Linked DNA regions of Homo sapiens: region 2 is linked to region 1. The links are chromatin loops, found by intact Hi-C in ENCODE. Cell type or tissue: OCI-LY7. All regions are shown on one strand. Each heading gives the region's core, and the rest is flanking DNA. Links, peaks and the distances in the headings are about the cores only.

Region 1 (5,386 bases), core at 296-5,295:
ATTGGTCCCCTTCTGCTGTGGCCTAACCACAACTTCCCAGACCAGATCACTGGTAAATGTCCTCCAGGCTTCTTCAAACCTGTTTCTTGTACTTGCCAAGAAGGATATGACATCCTAAGGCGCTCAGATGACCTCCCTTCCCAGAGACAACTTAGCTCAAACATAGAAAAGCCCAGTCATTAGAAGGGAATTCAATCAATAAGCAGGACTAAAACTAGGTAGAGGAAATCCTTTCATTAAGTATTTAAATGCCTTTTGCGATCTGAGTTTACATAGAAATCATAGAGGGCTACTTGTTAATCACTTCTTTTTCACAAGTATAAGGCTAGCTGGTTCCTTTTCCTGACTGCTCCTTCTGGACTTTGGGGGATGAATGGGAGGTTCGAGGCCACATGGTGGGGACCCTCTCATTGGCCTTATCCTACCATTAATAGGAATATGTGCACTCTGGCAGGTCAGGACTCCCAACCCAGGGTCTCAGAGTCCTCTGAAAATGGAAAATCTTGAAGGCCTTCTGATCACCAGGAGTCTGAACTTCATTTCTTCCTTCTGCTGAAGATTCCCCTAAGGCACTACTTATCTTAAGAACTTCCCTGAAACCCCCTACTCCCTACCCCCAGAGATTTTCCACTCCCTTCCAGGAGCCCCCATTCCACTGGAAGTACACTTCTTTGAAACCTCTGCAAAGCTTTCCTGGTCCTGTAAGTTTACCTTCATGGGCTCCTTAGAGCCTATGCAAACCTCAAAAGTGAGGATTATGTTTGTGTTTAGTCCTGAGCTCCAGCATCCAGTTTATTGGCTAGCACATAATAGGTGTTTACTTATGTTGAAGGAATTTCATGTTAAAGAGACGATAAGCAAGGTACTTTAATCCACTGTAGTTCACCTATGCTTACTCATAACATGGGGATAATAAGAGTTCTTACCTATCTCATAGGGTTTTATGAGCATTAAATGAGACAACCCATTGTTAATGTTTAGCACAGTGTCTAGCACATAGTCATCACTCAGTGCATATTAACCATCATTGTATAATATTATTAACATTCTGATTCCAAAATTTCTGGCCCCATTTTAAAAACAGATAATCCGGTTGGGTGCAGTGGCCTGTAATCCCAGCACTTTGGAAGGCTGAGGCGGGTGGCTCATCTGAGGTCAGGAGTTCGAGACCAGCCTGGTGAACATGGTGAAACCCCGTCTCTACTAAAAATACAAAAATTAGCTGGGCATGGTGGTGCAAGCCTGTAATTCCAGCTACTTGGGAGGCTGAGGCATGAGAACCCCTTGAACCCAGGAGGCGGAGGTTGCAGTGAGCTGAGATCGCACCACTGCACTCCAGCCTGGGAAATAGAGCAAGACTCTGTCCCAAAAAATAATAAAAATAATATAAAAAACAAAACAAAACAGACTCCGAGATACAGAGGAAATGGGCTTGCCCTTAGGAGAAACCAGAGGGCCAAGCACAATGCCAAGAAAAAAGTCAAAATCTTTATTTCCTGTTCAGATCCTTAAATACAGCGCTTATGAGGTCTCTGCCTGAGGGCCCATGGTTTTCAACTTTGCTCAGACCTGCATTTAAGCAGAAGCTCAGGCAAAAGGACGATGGGGAGGGATTGTCTTCCTCAGTATTCTTCTGGCCTTTGAGGAAGAAATGAAAAGAATTCTGTAATCATTCATTGACATGGCTTCCGTGTAAAAATTTTTGAGCCTCAGGCTGAAGAAAACAGAGCAGGGGAAGATATTTAGGAGGGAAACTATTTTACACAAAGGTAACGTGTGTGAGAAATAAAGACTTTTTTTTTTTTGAGACAGAGTCTCGCTCTGTCACCAGGCTGGAGTGCAGTGGCACGATCTGGGCTCACTGCAACCTCTGACTTCCTGGTTCAAGCGATTCTCCTGCCTCAGCCTCCCAAGTAGCTGGGATTATAGGCATGTGCCACCACGCCCAGCTAATTTTTGTATTTTTAGTAGAGACAGGGTTTCACCACGTTGGCCAGGATTGTCTCGATCTCCTGACCTCGTGATCCGCCCGCCTCAGCCTCCCAAAGTGCTGGGATTACAGACATGAACCACCACACCCAGCTGAAATAAAGACCTCTTAAAGCAGAAGGCAAAGGTACATGTCTCTGGAAATTCAGAAGTGTTATTTAGTGATCTAGATGAAGAATATATGGGAGGAGACATGAGAGCCTCTGTACAGAATCATTCATGTAAATGTTTGCCCAGAAACCCAACTGACTGAGGCCATAATTCACCCTTGGGAAACCACCAGAGAAGCTCATTGGATCATAGCTATGAGCGAAGAGCTGTTGCTAGCGAATCAATACTGCTATCTCTATAAGCACCCACCTTATATCTCTGTGACTGCATCTAATTTTTAATAAGCTTGTAATCAATGATTTTTATTATTTTGTATAAATTTCCAAAAGGCTAGTTCAAGTAAAAAAAAGAAATCCTGAACATTTTCAGCTGGAGAGTTTTTAGGAATAATTACATGTACATTAAGCAATATTTTTCTGGTGAAGGTGTATATTTTTCTCTCCTTCCTTCCTTCTCTTCCTGCCTCCCTCCTCTCTTTATTTTATTCCAGAGAGACTGCCATAGGTTTACCAAATACCCGAATAACCCTTTCTTGTTTTATCTGACCCATTCATCTTGTACACGTATTTATTATGATATGAGCACAGAGACTTTTGTTTTCTGTTTTAAACATTTGTTTTTGGATGTTCGGCAGATTGCATGCCTAAAGAATGCTTTGACTAAGAATTCCTAAACACAGATTATGGCTTTGGGCAGAGACCTCTTTCCCCAGTGCCTCAGGTTCCTAGTCTCCACTGCTGACGTGCAGTCAGAATGAACTAATTCACACCCCAGTCTAGGCATCTGGGTCACTTCGTGCACATGCTGTGAAAAGGCCGCTCCTTCCCTTTCTTCAGCCACTACTCGGCACTACTCAGGCACTTCGGAAGCAGTGACTCAGGAGACCAGCAGGTGGCACATGGGAACCAGACTACACACTCCTGTGGCCCAGGACAAAGAGATGGGAGAGGAAGGATTTCGTGCAAGGCCAGCTGGCTGATTTCCTCAGTGTTGGCGGATTGAATGCTGCCCATGAGGACTACAGAAATCTTCATGGACTGCAGGACCTCAATGATTAAAGACAGGGAGGCAGGGAGGAGGGCAAGATCAGGGTGACACTAAAGGATGGGGACATTACAGTCAGTCTTTCAACCTCTGCTAATCCTCTCCCTTAACCCCTTACCTCACAGGGGGGTTGTAAGCTGAAGGACATATCATAGGTAAAGCAACAAGCCTGGTTGGGGAGCTTAACACTGGTAGCTGTTAAAATAGTTATTATCTGGTTGGGTTGAACACAATCCAGTGGTGTTATTTAGGCATTTTTGACTAATCTAGAGGTTGTATGCAGGTGTTTCTGATTCATTCATCTGTTCATTTGTGTTTCCAACCAGTGACTATATATGGAGTAGGTTCTCTTCCCTTTGCATGGCTTAAGTACACGAAGGTGCACAAGGCCCAGTCTTCAGGAAAACAAACAACCCACTGTAGTGAAGTCAGTAGGAGGATGAGAGATAGGTTATATGGAAAAACCAACAATTTAACTTGATAATCAACACTCTAGGCAGAATAGTTAGGTTTTGGGATGATGGTTTTGATGGTGGGGAAGCTAAGACAGGAAGATGAAGGAAAAAAGGACCATTTGCAACCATATATAAGGAAAGGGCATTTATAAATCAGAATAATTTCTAATTGTTAAAATAATCACTATGCTCACACATTCTATTTAACCTTCCTCTTTTAGCTGGATATACTGTGGGGCTTTTATAGAAAGCAATACTTTGAGGGTAATTTAGCCACTTTGAAAAAAGAATATATATAATATATGAAGGGTTATTTTTACAGAGAACAATGCTCAGTTACTCCCTGTTTCCAGAGTAGAAGAGGAAAAGAGCTTTACCTAGAGCAAGAAAATAGAAAAGGCTTTTTAGCACTGAGAAGTGTTCATTCCTGGTGAGTTACCCCCAGAAAATGTTGGCATTGTTTTAGATCTGGACTAGTTTAGATATGGCTCTCTTAGGGAAAAGGAATACACAAGAGTGCTTTTTTTTTTTTTTTTTTTTGACAAAGTCTCACTCTGTCGCCCAGGCTGGACTGCAATGGTGCAATCTCGGCTCACTGCAACCTCCGCCTCCTGGGTTCAAGCGATTCTCCTGTCTCCACCTCCTGAGCAGTTGGGATTACAGGGGTGCACCACCACACCCAGCTAATTTTTTGCATTTTTAGTAGAGACAGGGTTTCACCATGTTGGCCAGGCTGGTCTCGAACTCCTGACTTCAGGTGATCCACCCACCTTGGCCTCCCAAAGTGCTGGGATTACAGGTGTGAGCCACTGCGCCCGGCCCACAAGAGTGATTTTTAAAGGCCCTGTACATACTTAGGATGAACAGAATCTGTATCTTTTCTAGAGAAAAGAAAGACAAAGAATGGCTTAATCACTGACTGTCAAATAAATGAAGGCCTATCAACTGGAGAGAAACTGTTAGATAAAAGAGAGAGAGAACTAAAACAAAAGATCTACCCTAGAAGGAAGCACCATTTTGATTCTAAAGATTGTGGGAGTCTCTTGGGGTAAGTAATAAGAAACTATGGAATGTTAGTTTGGGGAAAATAGGTTCTCTTCCTCTTGTGTAAATGGGCAAATTTTTGGTCACAATTTCAATATGTGCTTATTGGCTGAGTTGGGTGGGATGTTGACAAGATCACCTCTAAGATCTTCATGTTCTGGAAACTTCCCAGTGGTGGGGTAGACCTCATTTCCAAGTTGGCAAAGATGGTGAACATCTAAATGAAGCCTTTGCAATGAACTAGGTTCTTACAGTCTCATCACAGACTAAAACCCAAATTTCCACAAATCATTTAGGAATAATGCATCCAGCTACAGGTGAAGTTCTAAGTGGAAATGGACCATCCCTGCCTTTGGTCTTTGCCAGACTAAAGCTAAAGTGGTAGAAAATACCTGAGACTTTTTATAATGCAGAGTATGGATTTTACTCAGAGTGCAGAGGACAGAATTGCACAGGATCTAAGGGCCACAAAGTGATTTTTAGTAAATATTCAACCACTTTAGGAGAATTCTAATAAATAGTCAAGGTAGAGAAATTGGGGTCTAAATCCTAAGACTCATGCTCCCTTCTGAAAAAATTGTATCTGCAAAGATCAGCAGCCAAGTGAAGAATACTAACCATATTTATTAACATCTCAGCAAGCTTCCAATTACAACAATACTACCCCACTTGCCCTGTGAAAAGTGTCTCTGGTTAATTTGAAACCTAGCATGTGGCTTAGGCTGAAGGCCACAGGGGAGCCA
Region 2 (5,386 bases), core at 62-5,061, 210 kb after region 1:
TGTGAAATAAGGCAGAGTTCAAAGGCATTTTATGTTCTTCATGGTAATCTAGAATTTTTATTTGATTCCAGGTAACTTTGGACAATAGACATGATGAGATGTTTTCTCTTTGAATAAGTTAACAGTTTAATTACATTGAAATAAAATATACTGTGGGCTTAATACATTGTAAATATTACAGAAGAAGTACTACTTTGCTATAGTAATTTAATGACTGAAGCTACATTTAATAACAATCTTACCAGTACTTGTATACAAAGTATTATACAGATTACTAACGAAGATATTGCAGTGGTTGCAACGATGTTACCAGCTCAACAAACATCTAACAATACAATATTCTTCTAAGAGGAAAAGTAATAATGTTAGATTTACAGACAATAAAGAGTCATGTTTCCCGCTTGAAACATTGGAAATAAATTTGAATCCAGATACAAGAAAAGGTTTCCTTTCTTGGGAACTCTGATCCCCAGTAGGCCTAGTACAGTCAATTTACATGAAGATAGCTTTTAAGATGCCACGGCAATGTAAAGAAACTCTCCCATCCGAAAATTACTGATTTGTAGGCCACTGCTCAAACATCTGACTTTTTAGAAACCTATTTACATACATTCAGCCCAAATCAGTAGATAGAATGTTTTTTTCTATATTACAATAGGCATTGTTAACATTTCATCAGAAGGCCAGTGCAAGACAATTAATTGTTAATAGCCATTGCCCAGCATTTAGGAGATTTTAAAATATCATACAAATATACAGTTAGAGTGTGAGAAATCTAATTGTGTGCATGATATGGGTGGTCTCTTTTATGGACATGAAATGGCAGAAATTAATCAACAGGACAGTAACTATAGCGCTACTCATCCAGGGCCTAATTCTCATCTGGTGGTTGGGCCTATTTCCTGCAGAGTGGATTTAGGCAGCAAAAGGTCCTTGGCATTTAATACCAGATAGACTTAACTCAAAGTGCCAGAGAGGCTTGGAAATCATCTCAAGTGTAGGACAGATGTCTACAGCATCTCTCAGATTCATATCCTTTCACATATATTTCATACAAAATAAATCAGAGGTTCCTCTTGGAGGCAGCCCTACTTGTGCAAATGAAACATTCTAGGACTGATTCATCATGACTCTGATAAAAAAAAAATGAGCAGGTTGGGAATTTGGCCCTTTCTGAACATGTGTGATGGTAAAATGCATGGTCAGGGCAAGTACATCATCCTCAGAGGAAAGTAAGATACCTCTGATGTCAGACCTTATAAAACTTACTTAAATTTAAATCATTTAAATTAATGGATCTAATTATGGGGTTAATTAATGAGTGATATTAACAAATGGTAATTCTAATGAGTATATTCATTGGGGACAATGTTTTCGTCACTTGGGTTAAGAAATGATATGAAAAGTGTCAAAGTGAATCTAACTAGTTTTAAACCTTTTTAAATGAAGGTTGTATAACATACGTGATGATATTTCACAGATATTTCTTAGAATATCAATAAGCACCAAGTTTAGTGCTGTCAGCCCCATTGTCCCTTAATTTATTATATATGATTTAGATCTTGAAAGCACAACACACTATAAAATCTACACTGCATACGCACAAATGCAGTTTCAAAAATGAATCGTGAAATTTTTCTACCATAACAAGAATTTCTCTAGCTCTTCATAGCTGTGAAAAGAGCATTGGTACTGCCTGGTGAGCTCTGAAACATGTGGATTAATGTTCAAGATGATGCAGGACAAAAGACTGGCAATTCTTAAATGCAAACTAAACCCTGGTGAGTTCTTCTTGTAAATAATCTCTCCTGTCTTTAGAAAGAGATCTTACTAATCCTCTAGCACCCTGAGCCTTCATCTGCACATGACAGAGAGGTAAAGTAAGGGAGCCAGCAGGCAGATTCAAGGTGTGCAGACAGACAATGCAAAGTATCTCATAAGCCACATCCTGCCTTAGAGCGTGAACCGTAAGAAGGGGAACTGCCCCATCAGGCTGCTTGGGTATCTCGAGAGCTAGAAATCACCAGATAGATGCCAGCTCTGTACTTCACTTCAGACTATGTAAACCTTGGGGCCTTGTAGGAGTCATGTTTTATCTGTATAAGAAGAGATTATAATTAAAATTTGTCAGGGTTAAGTAGATTCTTCAGCAATATCATTCCTTACTGGAAAAAGGCCCAACAAGCACCCATGGCGCCATTAAGGAGCATGAGACCGGGGTGTAAGAAGAAAGCAGCTGTGTTTATCTTCATGCTTGAGTGTATCTTGCTAACCACGAGCAAAGGAGAGATTTGTTCCTTAGCCCAAACCTACCAAGACAGAGCTGGGTGCTCAGCTGTCACCAAGGGCATGTGGGCAAAGCACAGATACAGCATAGCTAGACGTCAATGCCAAGTGTATCGGTTCTTCACTGCCGTTGTGTGTCTCATCCACTGTCTGATTCAGCTTTTTTAGCCACATGGGCTGGGTGTGATAGTCCTACTTTAACGTGATGTATATAGTGCATACTATCTACACACGCTATTGAAAAATGTTACCATTGTTTTTCTGTAGAACTGTCTTCCTTTTAGTGACTGACATATTGCTCAATATTCGGTGCTCAGAAACCAAAGTACTCTCCTTTCCTGGCAATAACACTACAAATACATCCCTTCCTTGGATGCCTGTCATTATTTTTTGCTAAGCACTGGTCTTGTGTAATACCTAAAGGTCAATTTAGTAATACTTGATCCAATCTCTTAAGGAGGGATGGGGTGAAATTTTTGAATGGTTGGAGTCAGTATTTTTATCAACAAGATTACAGGAAGAACTCAATTTTAGAAACTGAATCCATGTGCAAGAGTGCAGCAAGTGGTAAAAGTTTATACTTGGTCACAGTTTTCTCACTTTATGACATTACTGTAACAGTTACAGGACAGAAACACACATACACACATTTATATTCACACTCACACACAGTATAATTTTACTGATCCAGACACTACTTCTTTTCAATTAAAAAAAATGAAGACTGTTGTTTGGCCACCCAGGCATGAAATCTACTTAAACCTGGAATATAGGAACACAATACTATTCAAGTAAACAGCAACTGCACAGTGATAACGATATACATTAAGATTAACACATGCTGTCTTAAGAGATCCAGTAATAGCTAAAGACTAAAGAAAGTCAGAGATGTCGCTCAAAAAAAGTCAATATGCTTTCTCTCTTCCATTCTGATTATAATCCATTAGAACAGCTATAGTCCAGAAGATAATGTGTCTTCCTATGAAAATGCAGGGCTAATAAATTTTTAAGTATGAATGAATTCTGCTCAATATTTTGAAGTCTTCAAATTCTTCTTGTTGAGGTAACAGAAAAATAAACCTTTACGGTTATTTCAGTGTCAAAATTAAATAGAGATATTTGAAGAAATATTAAGGTTTATTTCTAAAGTTATATCATGGGCAATAATATAGAAAAAAAGTGCACACATTGACACGTATCCACTGCTTGTCCATTGTTCTCATAAAAGTCTACCTTTCAGTTTTGCTGAACTAAACAAATATTAATAGCACATAAACACTGATACACATCTCACAGGACATAATACATTTTACAAAATATCTCTAGTACTATAACTTGTAAAAATGGACATCTCTGATACTACGGACAGTTACATTTCACATTATAGTGAAAGTTGTGGTTACAAAGGCATTATTCATTTGATGGCATTTTTCCATGGGTTCTTAGACTTCCAATTGTGTAGCCAAAGGTTTCCCTCCTATTTCATTGAGACTTTGAAGGATCGTTCAGTCACTTAAACAACAGGCTTTCTTCACTGTAAACCCCTGGAGAATGGAGTTTGAGTACCTAAACTATGGAAACATTAGCAAACTGATAAGTGATCATGGTGACAATCACCTTTTCATTGAGCATGGTAAAGTTAAAAAAATATAACCAAGGAGACAATAGACTCTTCTAGATTTTGAGCTTAAAAAAAAAAATTCTTTTCCTGTGCTGCCAGGGAGGCATCAGGCTCACAGAGCCTCGGCAGACGTGTCTGTGGACACAGACATGGTTACCTTGGCAATCTTGACCGTGCTCTTGATGCAGCTTTCTGCGGCCCTGTGAACACTGGCTGCATTGTTTGCGTGTTTGTGCAGGCAGTCCGAGTCCCCCATGCTGTTATCCAGAGGCTGCGCAGTGCCTTCACAAGAGGGAAACATGCTCCGGAAAGCGTGTCGCAGGTCCTTACTCCTCAGAGCATAGATGATGGGGTTCACGGTGGAGTTCAGCAGGCAGAGCATACTGCAGAATGCAAACACCGTCTTAATGAGCTTGTTCATCTTCCCAAAGACATCATACACCATGATTGCAAGCAGAGGGCCCCAGCAGATGATCAACACCACCAGGATCAGGACCAGGGTCTTGGCTAACCTAATGTCCATGCGGGCTTGGTCTGGCCGGGTCACCTGTACCTTCCCATCCTCAGACGTGTGGATGATGATGCTCTTCTGGGTGCCACGCTGAATCATGCGGACGGCGTGGCTGTGAGCCTTCCAGAGAATATACATGTACGCATACACGATGAACAGAAGCAGTACGCTGGTGACCCCGATCCAGAACATCAGGTAGGTTTCATCAATGTGTGGGAAAATGTCTGAGCAAACAGATTGCAGTTTCTCGCAGTTCCAGCCCAGGAGAGGCAGCACGGCGATCACAATGGCTATGGTCCACATCAGGCAAAACGCCACCACGGCCTTGGGCCTGGTGACAATCCTCTTATAGGCCAGGGGCCTGTGAATGGATATGTACCTGTCGATGGCTGTGAGGAACAGGCTGCCCACGGAGGCAGTGAAGGAGGCCGTGACCCCACCCAGTTTGAACAGAAACACGTTGCGGCTATCTTTGCGGTGGAACACGTGGAAGTCAATGAAGCTGTAGACAAAAATGACACTCCCCAGGAGGTCTGCCACCGCCAGGCTGCCGATGAAGTGGTAGGAAGGCCTGCAGCGGAGGCTGCGGGAGTGGAGGATGACGCACAGCACCAGGAGGTTCTCCAGGACCGTGAAGGTGCCCAGCGTGAGGGACAGGACTGCAATGGCCAGCTGCTGGCTGGGGTTCAGGACCATGAAACACTCTATGTCCATGAAGTTCTCCCCACACTGGATGTTCTCCTCATTCTCCTTGAAGGACGAGAGAGACTTGTTGTAAAATTCTGTAATGTTCACCTGGTCTGCTGGGACTAGCTGGGGGTTGTCTCCCGCAGTCATCTTCTCTTGGAAGGGACTTCCCCTAAAGGAAGTTAAAGGGAATTTCTGTGGGAAGTACCCTAATTTGGATGCCATGTCACCTTTGATGTCTTCGTACTGAATGTCATTTGAGCCCACGTACAGGAGGTCAG

The links. A loop is a pair of places that touch in the nucleus more often than their neighbours do. Peaks named below come from ENCODE experiments on the same cell type or tissue, not always from the same donor. Only the 100,000 strongest peaks of a DNase experiment are listed, where the experiment ranks them.
Region 2: it touches region 1 in a loop (5-fold over the local background); 2 of 110 quality-filtered maps call a loop at or near these places.

The regions. Positions count from the first base shown.
Region 1 is chr6:87,926,997-87,932,382 of GRCh38, forward strand. LOC105377882 (a long non-coding RNA gene) reads left to right here and starts at 4,445. Exons shown (of 3, transcript XR_001744246.1): 1 at 4,445-4,647. In OCI-LY7, for the core only: CTCF peaks have their summits at 2,985 (motif pointing right) and 3,186; DNase peaks (open chromatin) are centred at 2,259 and 2,975; H3K4me3 peaks cover 1,145 bases; H3K27ac peaks cover 4,634 bases.
Region 2 is chr6:88,139,837-88,145,222 of GRCh38, forward strand. It overlaps CNR1 (cannabinoid receptor 1), which reads right to left. Exons shown (of 2, transcript NM_016083.6): 2 at 28-5,386. The coding sequence ends at 4,020. Among named protein-coding and RNA genes, the nearest start is that of CNR1, 24 kb to the right of the region's middle. RefSeq lists a silencer at 1,832-1,991. In OCI-LY7, for the core only: no CTCF peak of the experiment used is centred there; DNase peaks (open chromatin) are centred at 1,945 and 2,295; H3K4me3 peaks cover 3,512 bases; H3K27ac peaks cover 4,149 bases.